Linked DNA regions of Homo sapiens: region 2 is linked to region 1. A link is a loop called in an ENCODE intact Hi-C map of the cell type or tissue named here. Cell type or tissue: Calu3. All regions are shown on one strand.

What was found. A loop is a pair of places that touch in the nucleus more often than their neighbours do. Peaks named below come from ENCODE experiments on the same cell type or tissue, not always from the same donor. Only the 100,000 strongest peaks of a DNase experiment are listed, where the experiment ranks them.
Region 2: a loop joins it to region 1, with 5 times the contacts of the local background. A loop is called at or near these places in 4 of 110 quality-filtered maps.

What each region holds. Positions count from the first base shown.
Region 1 is chr9:90,753,178-90,758,177 of GRCh38, reverse strand. No RefSeq gene overlaps it. Among named protein-coding and RNA genes, the nearest start is that of SYK, 46 kb to the left of the region's middle. RefSeq lists an enhancer at 1,909-1,968. In Calu3, a CTCF peak has its summit at 2,222 (motif pointing right); DNase peaks (open chromatin) are centred at 2,217 and 2,497.
Region 2 is chr9:90,316,524-90,321,523 of GRCh38, reverse strand. All of the region lies in intron 2 of LINC01508 (long intergenic non-protein coding RNA 1508), which reads left to right. Among named protein-coding and RNA genes, the nearest start is that of LINC01508, 110 kb to the left of the region's middle. In Calu3, no CTCF peak of the experiment used is centred here; a DNase peak (open chromatin) is centred at 3,042.

The sequences.
Region 1 (5,000 bases):
CAGAATGACAGTCGGGGGTAGAGACATTGATTTTCTTGTAGATAGTGGTGCTGAACATTCGCTAGTAACCGCCCCGGTCGCCCCCTTATCCGAAACAACTATTGACGTCATCGGAGCCACGGGGGTTTCAGCAAAGCAGGCTTTCTGCTTGCCTCGGACTTGCACTGTAGGAGGACATAAAGTCATTCATCAGTTTTGGTACATGCCTGACTGTCCCTTGCCCTTTTTGGGAAGGGACTTGCTCAGCAAGCTGAGAGCCACTATCTCTTTGACAGAGCATGGCTCTTTGCTGCTAAAGTTACCCGGAACAGGAGTCATTATGACCCTTATGGTCCCCCGAGAGGAGGAATGGAGACTTTTCTTAACTGAGCTGGGCCAAGAGAGAAGACCAGCTCTGGCTAAGCGGTGGCCAAGAGTACGGGTGGAAGACAACCCTCCGGGATTGGCCAGTTAAGACTGGGGCCCAGCCGGTTAGGCAAAAACAGGCCCTGGTCCCCAGAGAAGCTCTTCAAGGTATCCAGGTCCATCTCAAGCACCTAAGAACTTTTGGAATTATTGTTCCTTGTCAGTCTCCATGGAACACTCCCCTCCTGCCTGTTCCCAAGCCACGGACCAAGGACTACCGGCCGGTACAGGATTTGCACTTGCTTAATCAAGCTACACTGACTTTACGTCCAACAGTACCTAACCCATCCACATTGTTGGGGTTGCTGCCAGCTGAGGACAGCTGGTTCACCTGCTTGGACCTGAAAGATGCTTTCTTTCCTATCAGATTAGCCCCTGAGAGGCAGAAGCTGTTTGCCTTTCAGTGGGAAGATCCGGAGTCAGGTGTCACTACTCAGTACACTTGGACTGGACTTCCCCAAGGGTTCAAGAACTCCCCACCATCTTCAGGGAGGCATTGGCTTGAGACCTCCAGAGTTTCCCACCAGAGACCTAGGCTGTGTGTTGCTCCAGTAGGTTAAGACACCCCACGGCGGTCGGGTGCGCCAAGGGAACAGATGCCCTACACAGGCACCTGGAGGACTATGGGTATTAGGTGTCCAAGAAGAAAGCTCAGATCTGCGGACGGCAGGTACCTTACTTGGGATTTACTATCCGAGAGGGGTCGGAATGCAGCCCTGGATCAGAAAGAAAGCAGGTCATTTGCAACCTACCAGAGCCTCAGGGCAGAAGGCAAGTGAGAGAATTCTTAGGAGCTGTGGGGTTTTGTAGACTGTGGATCCCAAACTTTGCAGTATTAGCCAAGCCTTTGTATGAGGTCACAAAGGGGGCAGGGACTGGGAACTTTTGGAATGGGGATCCCAACAACAGGAAGTCTTTCATGAGTTAAAGGAAAACCTTCTGGCAGCCCCAGCCTTGGGGCTACCCGATCTGACAAAGCCTCTTCCATTGTATGTGTCAGAGAGAGAAAAGATGGCAGCTGGACTTTTAACCCAAACTGTGGGGCCCTGGCTGAGGCCAGTGGCCTACCTCTCTAAACAACTAGATGGGGTTTCTAAAGGATGGTCCCCCTGTTTGAGGGCCTTGGCAGCAACTGCCCTGCTAGTACAAGAAGCTAATAAGCTGACTCTTGGGCAAAACCTGAACATAAAGGCCCCCCATGCTGTGGTGACTTTAATGAATACTAAAGGACATCATTCGCTAACGAATGCCAGACTCATCAAGCACCAAACTTTGCTCTGTGAAAATCCCTATATAACTATTGAAGTTTGTAACACCCTACACCCTGCCACCTTGCTCCCGGTACCAGAGAGCCCTGTCCAGCCTGATTGTGTAGAAGTGTTGGACTCAGTTGACTCTAGCACACCTGACCTCCGGGACCAGCCTTGCACATCAGTAGACTGGGAACTATATGTGGATGGGAGCAGCTTCTTCAACCCCCAAGGAGAGAGAGATGCAGGGTATGCAGTGGTAACCCTGGACACTGTTGTTGAAGCCAGATTGTTGCCCCAGGCCACTTCAGCCCAGAAAGCGGAACTCATTGCTTTCACTCGGGCCTTAGAACTCAGTGAAGGTGAGACTGTAAACATTTACACTGATTCTTGGTATGTCTTTTAACCCTTCAAGTGCATGGAGCATGATAGAAAGAAAAGGGCCTATTGAACTCTGGGGGAAAAGACAGAAAATATCAACAAGAAATCTTGCAATTATTAAAAGCAGTATGGAAACCCCACAAGGTGGCAGTCATGCATTGCAGAGGACACCAGCGAGCTTCCACCTTGCTGGGTTTGGGGAATTCCCTCGCTGACTCAGAGGCTCGAAGAAGCAGCATTTGCCCCCTTCTGGGCATCAGTGCTCCCTCAAGCACCTGATCTTGGACCTACTTCTTCTAAAGAAGAAAAGGACTTTCTCCAGGTAGAGGGAAGGACAAGTGATGGAGGGAGGATGGATTCAGTTACCAGATGTGAGAATAGCTGTGCCACAGTTGCTAGGAGCTGCAGTTGTACTGGCTGTGCAAGAAACCACCCATGTAGGTCAGGAGTCACTGGAAAAGTTGTTAGGCCGGTATTTCTACATCTCACATTTGTCAGCCCTTGCCAAAATGCTGAGGCAGCGGTGAGTTACCTGCCGAGAGCATAATGCGAGGCAAGGTCCAGCCGTTCCGCCCGGCATACAAGCTTATGGAGCAGTCCCCTTTGAAGATCTCCAGGTAGACTTCACAGAGATGCCAAAGTGTGGAGGTACCAAGTATTTACTAGTTCTTGGGCGTACCTACTCTGGGTGGGTGGAGGCCTATCAAACACAAACTGAGAAAGCTGGTGAAGTAAACCCTGTGCTCCTTCGAGATCTGATTCCTAGATTTCGACTGTCCTTACGGATCAGCTCAGATAACAAGCCTGCGTTTTTGGCTGCCTTGGTACAGAAGACGGCAAAGGTATTGGGGATCACACGGAAACTGCGTGCCGCCTCCCAGCCTCAGAGTTCCAGAAAGGTGGAGCGGATGAATCGGAGTATCAAAAATAGTACTATTGTCTTCCCCGCTGGATATTTAAAACAACACCACAAGGGGCGTCAAACCACCTGCTAAATTTGAGGGAATGTTATCCTCTCCCCCGCTCCCCTGGCCCCGGATATTAGAGACAATAACACAGGGGTCATGTACACCCACTGCTTTATTGGGAGTAATATCATCCTCTCCCTTCTTGGATATTAGGAACAATATCACACTGTGCATGTACGCCTGTCGCGAAATTCAATGGAATGTCATCCTGTGCCTCCCTGGATATGACAAACAATATCACGGGGGATGTACAACTTCTGAGATATTGGGAGTGATATCATCCTCTCCCCTCTGGAAGTTAGAGACAATATCACAGGGGTAGTGTACACCCTCTGGGATGTTGGGACTAATATCATCCTCCCACCCACTGGATATTAAAAACCATATCACAAGGGGTGTGTACACACACTTCGATATTGGTATTAATACCATCCTCTCCCTCTTTGGATATTCGATGCCATATTTCAGGTGGGGTATACACCACCTGCAATATTGGAAGTAATATGATTTTCTCCCGCCCGGATATCAGAAACAATATCACAGGGGGGTGTCAACAACCCCTGTGATATTTGGAGGAATATCATCGTCTCCCCTCATGAATATTAAGAACAATATCATAGGGGTGGGTGGTGTACACCCCCTTTCATATTTGATATCATCCTCTTCCCCCCTGGATATTAGGAACCATATCAGGATGTACAGACCCTGTGACCTTTGCTGTCATATAATTGTCTCTCCCCTAGATATTAGGAAAAATGTCACTGGGGATGTGAACAGCCTTGCAATATTGGGAGTAATATCATCCTCTCTCCCCTTGCATATTGGGAACAACATCACAGGTGGGGTGTACTGCCTCTGCGATATTGGGAGTAAAATTTTCCTCTCTTCCCCTGGACATTAGGAAGGGTATCAGAGGGGGAGGGTGTACATTCCCTGCCATATTCAAAGTAACCTTATCCTCTCCCTCCCAGGGTATTCAGAACAATAGGACAGGAGGGGTGTACACCCCCTGCGATATTGAGAGTCATATCATCCTCTTTCGCTCTGGATATTAGGAACAATGTCACAGGGTTGTGTACACCCCCTGCGGTACTGGGAGTAATATCATCCTCTCTTCCTGTGGATATTAGGAAGAGTATCACAGGGCTGTGTAAACCCCCTGCGGTACTGGGAGTAATATCATCCTCTCTCCCTCTGGATATTAGGATGATTTTCACAGGGGTGTGTACACCCCCTGCGATATTGGGAGTAATATCATCCTCTCCACCCAGGAAATGACTAACAAGGTCATGGGGGAGTGTACTTCCCCTGCGATATTGGGAGTAATGTCATCCTCCCCAAACCTGGATGTTTGCAACAAGATCACAGAGTGGGTGTACACACCCTGCGACATTGGAAGTAATATGATCCTCTCCCCAACTGGGTATTGGGAAAGATATCACAGCGCGGGTATACATTTCCTATGCTGTTGGGAGTAATATCATTCTTTCCCTTTCTGGATATGAGGAAGAATATCACAGGGGTGCTGTACAATTACTTCGATATTGGGAGTAATATCATCCTCTACTTTCCTGGATATTGGGCACAAAAACACAGAAGGGTGTACGACCCCTGCGATATTGGGAGTAATAGCATACTCTCTTTCCCTGGATGTTAGAAAACAATATCATCAGGGCTGAACACCCCCCGCGATAATGGGAGTCATATTTATTCTTTCACAGGCCATTTGGACCAATATCACAGGGGGTGTTTACAAACAGGGGTAGTGTACACCCCCTGTGATATTGGGAGTAACATCATTCTCTCCACCTCCAGATATTAAGAACAATATCCCCGCGGGAGGCGGTACACCCCCAGTGATATTGGGCATAATGTCATCCTCTCCTTCCCTGGATATTAGGAACAATATCACAGGGTGTACACCCACTGTATTATTAGGAATGATATCTCTGTAGGATATTACAATTAGTATCACAGGGTGTGCAGCCACTGTGAT
Region 2 (5,000 bases), 440 kb after region 1:
TCTATGTTATCTTTAAAAAATTTATAGCTAATTCTTTAAATCTGTGATCAACTTTGAGTTCATTTTTTTTTAAAGTCATGAGGTTTATGTCAGGGCTGCTATTTTTATTGCCTATCTATATCCAATTGCTCCAACATGATTTGTTGAAAATACTATCCTTCCTCTTTGCAACTCTGTCAGAAACCAATTAGTCAGCCTGGTGCGGTGGCTCATACCTGTTATCCCAGCACTGTGGGAGGCCAAGGCAGGTGGATCACCTGAGGTCAGGAGTTTGAGACCAGCCTGGACAACCTGGTGAAATCCCATGTCTACTAAAAATACAAAAATTAGCCAGGTGTGGTGGCAGGCACCTGTAATCCCAGCTACTCGGGAGGCTGAGGCAGGAGAATTGCTTGAACCTGGAAGGCAAAGGTTGCAGTGAGCCGAGATCGCGCCACTGCACTGCAGCCTGGGTGACAAGAGCAAAACTCCATCTCAAAAGACCAATTAGTCATATTTGAGTTACTCAATTTCTAGGTTCTTTATAATGTCCTGTTGATCTCTGAGTAGCTCTCTCCACCAATACTATACACTCCTGGTTACTGCAGTGACAAAATGTCTTGAAATTGTTAGACTGATTCCTCACATTTTATTCTTTATTCTTTTTCTTTTTCAGGATCTAATTTCTTTGCCTTTTCATGTAACTTTTATTTCCTTTTAATATTTTGTATTTGCCTTTTGATATTCCTGAAATATCACCATGTAACTTTTAAAATAATCTTGTCTATATCTACAAAATATATTTTTGAGATTTTGATAGAAATTCTGTTAAATCGTGTACTAATTTGGAGAGAATTGACATCTGTACCATATTGATTCTTCCAGTCCACGAAGGCAAAATGTCTTTCCATTTATTTAAATATTTGATTTTTTTGTCAGCACTTTGAGTTTTTAGTGTTCAGATCCTGTACATCTTTTATTAGATTTGCAACTATTTTTTTAATGTTGTGTGCCATCACAATTATATATGCTATTGGCATTTTAATTTCAGTTTCCACATGTTCATTCTTAGTGCATTCATCTCATATATAGATCACGTATCTTATAAAATTGTGGAACTCATTTGTTGTAGGAGACTTTTTTTGTAGATTCCTTGTAATTTGCCATTTACATCATTATGCTATTTACAAATAGGCTGTTTTATTTATTATCTGTAAGTAGAAAAAGTTATAGGTCATTCATTTATTACCTAATCACCTCCTAAAGGCCCCACCTATTAATATTATTGCACTGGGGTCTGGACATCAACATACAAATTTTCCAGGAACACATTCAGACCATAACACAATTAAAAAAAGAGAGACATCAATTTAAAAATTCTTGATAATAGAAGATTGAAGAGATATTATTTAACTTTGAAAAGGAAGTAATTCCACATCTGCCAATATTTTAATGAGGTTCACCAATTGTCTCATTCTTGGTTCCAGGTCAGAGGTAGGAGCTATTGGTCCAGTTTCAATTGTGTGAAATTGGCCAAGTACTTTCACTTTCTGGGCCTTAGATTGTTTTACCTGTAGGTTTCTCTAAAATTGTAAGAAGGTATTTTTCGAGATTATAATTGGAATGTGTAAATTACAAAGAAAACGTAAAGCAAGTTTATGTTACACCAGCAGCTTTTCTTTGGTAAAAAAGAACATTTTGATCAAGCTGTAAATACTATGATTTCTCTATTCCTAAATTTCTTTTATAAGTTTGCATTTTACTGGTAAATTTATTGTATAGGTTTGCATTGGCAAAGTGCAGGTTAGTGACAAATTCCAGTGTACTTTCCAGGGTAATGAAAGCTGTCATTTGTTGATGGAAGCCAAAATAAAAAAGGTTAAGCAGGGATTTTTGAGGTCATTCTATTCTTTTCTTGTTGAGATTGATTCTAATTTTAATGCATTCTCTGCCCAGCTTTAAATATGGCAAGGGATTAAACAAAGTAATATTGATTGTTGCATCTGTGTCCAGGACTTTTGCACTGAATGTCCTGGAACCATGAAAACCACCTTGGGTTAGGACAGCTCACCAGGGACAACCTCTCTTCTGTGGATGATTATTTTATCTTTTGAGATGACTCTAATTTTTTTTTTTTTACGACAGAGTGATAACAATAGCAGGGACCTGTGGCAAAGCCGCATGGCCAGGTGACCAGGGCCCCACTGACAGTGATATTTTGTTGGACCCAGATGGTTTGCAGCCACTGTGAGATGGCCCTACTTTGTTTTATGAGCGTGGAGCTCAGTGCCTCACCCTCCCTGATGCTACCCACCTCTGCTTCCTAATCGCAGATATGCCTCCTCACCTCTCCCTACATAGAGTATCTTAAGGCTGAGTTTGCTTTGATCAAGTCATGCTTATAATTGAGCAGACACAGCCTATGTTCTAATAGGGTGGCCCTTCAACTTTAAAGATTTCTGAGTTGCTGCTTTTCCTCGGCTCAGGTCAAAATGAGTAAACTCAGCTGGTCAGCAAGGAGTTTAGAGTCTGATGGTGAAGAGGCAAGTGTTCAGGGCATGAAAGAGTCAGAAACAAAGGCCAGGACTCTGCCAGAAGGCCCACAGCACACTTGCCCAGTCTCTCTGCCACTGCTGGCTTCCAGGCAAGTGAACTCTGACTGGAGTTTCTTGGATGCTACTTGAATGTGGATTTGGCACCTTTAATTCAGAGCAGCCTCTGCTTACATGCTCAGCTCCACACTCTACCATCCACCTTCCAAATTATTATTATTATTTTTTTTTAAGACGGAGTCTTGCTCTGTCTCCCAGGCTGGAGTACAGTGGTGCAATCTCAGCTCACTGCAGTCTCTGCCTCCTGGGTTCCAGTGATTTTCCAGCCTCAGCCTCCCAGGTAGCTGGGATTACAGACACATGCCACCACGCTTGGCTAATTTTTGTATTTTTAGTAGAGATGGGGTTTCACCATGTTGGCCAGGCTGGTCTTGAACTCCTGACCTCAGGTGATCTGCCCTAATGGACCTCATTTATTAGCTTCTGATCACTGGGCACCCCCTGCTGGAGGCAGTCAGGACCATCCTTCACACCCTGGCAGCTGGGAAACAGCTTCCATCCTCCAGCAGCCAGTAAGGACCTTAGTCGTGGGAAGCCCAACAGGTATGTTAAATTCTACACTCTGTCCTGATCCCAGTTATCCAATTGTATCTACTCCAGATGAAGAGACAATGTTTTTACCCAAAAGACAAGGGCACTGACACTTTACAATGTTACTAGAAAAATAATTAACACTCAAACCAGTTATGCAATTTCTTAAAATTTACATTAAATTTACAACTGATGAAGCTCATTGCATTTCTTTGAATGTTTTCGCTCATTTTAAATTCTAATATTAAGCTATGATAGATGATTTTATTAAGAGCTCAGTGAGCTTACATATTTGGAGAATCAAGATCTTTCCTCATCTAAGATCCGGTAGCAAAAGAAAAAAAAATAAACATGCACAGCATCCATTTGTTAATGCAGGCTCTATGGTCCTTGTAGCAGGAGAGGATGTTATGGGAGCTCTTTTGTTTGACAGGTGAGTCCTATGGATGTGGCAGAGCTATAGTCTAGCCAGAAGCAAAATTGTTCCTATACCATTACATGCTTCCTACATAGTTTTAATCTATGTTGATTCTACAAAGCACATGTTTCCTAAAAAAAATTCTACCATATTTTGAATAGTTATTTGTTTGTTTCTCCTACTGCACTGGGCTATGTTATGAGGCTCATTTCCTCTGGGAATACATGAACCCACCTTATTTCAGCATGTGAAATGCACAAATATAAAGGTTGTTCATCTCTGACAGCCAGTTGGTCATCTAGCGCTGGGTGCTGGAAGTTCTGTGTACCACCTGCTGCATCCCCACGAGGATTTTGACACTGAAGCAGGTAAATGGGTACCAGCCAACATGTGAGGAGTCTTGCCATGATCATCAGTCACAAGGAATTTACGTCTGAAATCATTGGGCTAGTGTGTCTTAAATAACTTAGAGAAGGCTTTCTTAGAGCATTTCTCTGGGATCTATGCATGCAGGGGCATTTGTGATGCAAATGATACATTCCCAAATACATGAGAATTTGTGTGCAAGTTAAGAAACCTCAGTCACAATCACTTCCTTGCAGATGGTTTAAGTCGAGGGTAGAAAAAGAGTGAAGAGGAAATGAAGGTAGAGAGGCCCGCATTTTGTCTAGGAATAGGGAGCAGCTTTTGTGGAGGAGGTTTTGTGGTGGGAGAACACCCTGGAGCCCAAAGGTGAGGGAAAGAGACCCATCTGACTGGCAGATGGAGCGGAAGTTATGGAAAAGGTTGAATCTCGCCTGCAGGTGCAGAAGAGGAACCAAGATAGTTGATCCCTTGATGAACTAGAAATAAAAGAGAGACATGGGAAAAATGAGACTGTGTTAGAAGCGAACAGAAAACCCCCAGGCTCCTCATTTGAGCTGTGACGGAATTCACTGTAGGGGATATATAGCAGCTGAAGTTGCACAGATGCTGCATGTGTTGGGTACAGAAAAGGACTGATTCCTTTTTATTTATTTTTTATTTATTTTATTTTTATTTTTTTAGAGACGAAGTCTCTTTCTGTCCCTAGGCTGGAGTACAGTGGCACGATCTTGGCTCACTGCACCCTCTGCCTCCCGGGTTCAAGCAATTCTTCTGCCTCAGCCTACTGAGTAGCTGGGACTACAGGCACACGCCACCACGTCCAGCTAATTTTTTGTATTTTAGTAGAGACAGGGTTTCACCATGTTGCCCAAGCTGGTCTCAAACTCCTGAGCTGAGGCAATCTGCCCTCCTCGGCGTCCCAAAGTGTTAGGATTACAGGAGTGAGCCACCACACCTGGCCTGATTCCTTTTTAAATGGTGAGAAAAGAATTATGATGAATGATGTGATTGACAGTCTGCTGATAAAATTGGCTCCCTGGCTGGGTGCGATGGCTCATGCCTGTAATCCCAGCACTTTGGGAGGCCGAGGCAGG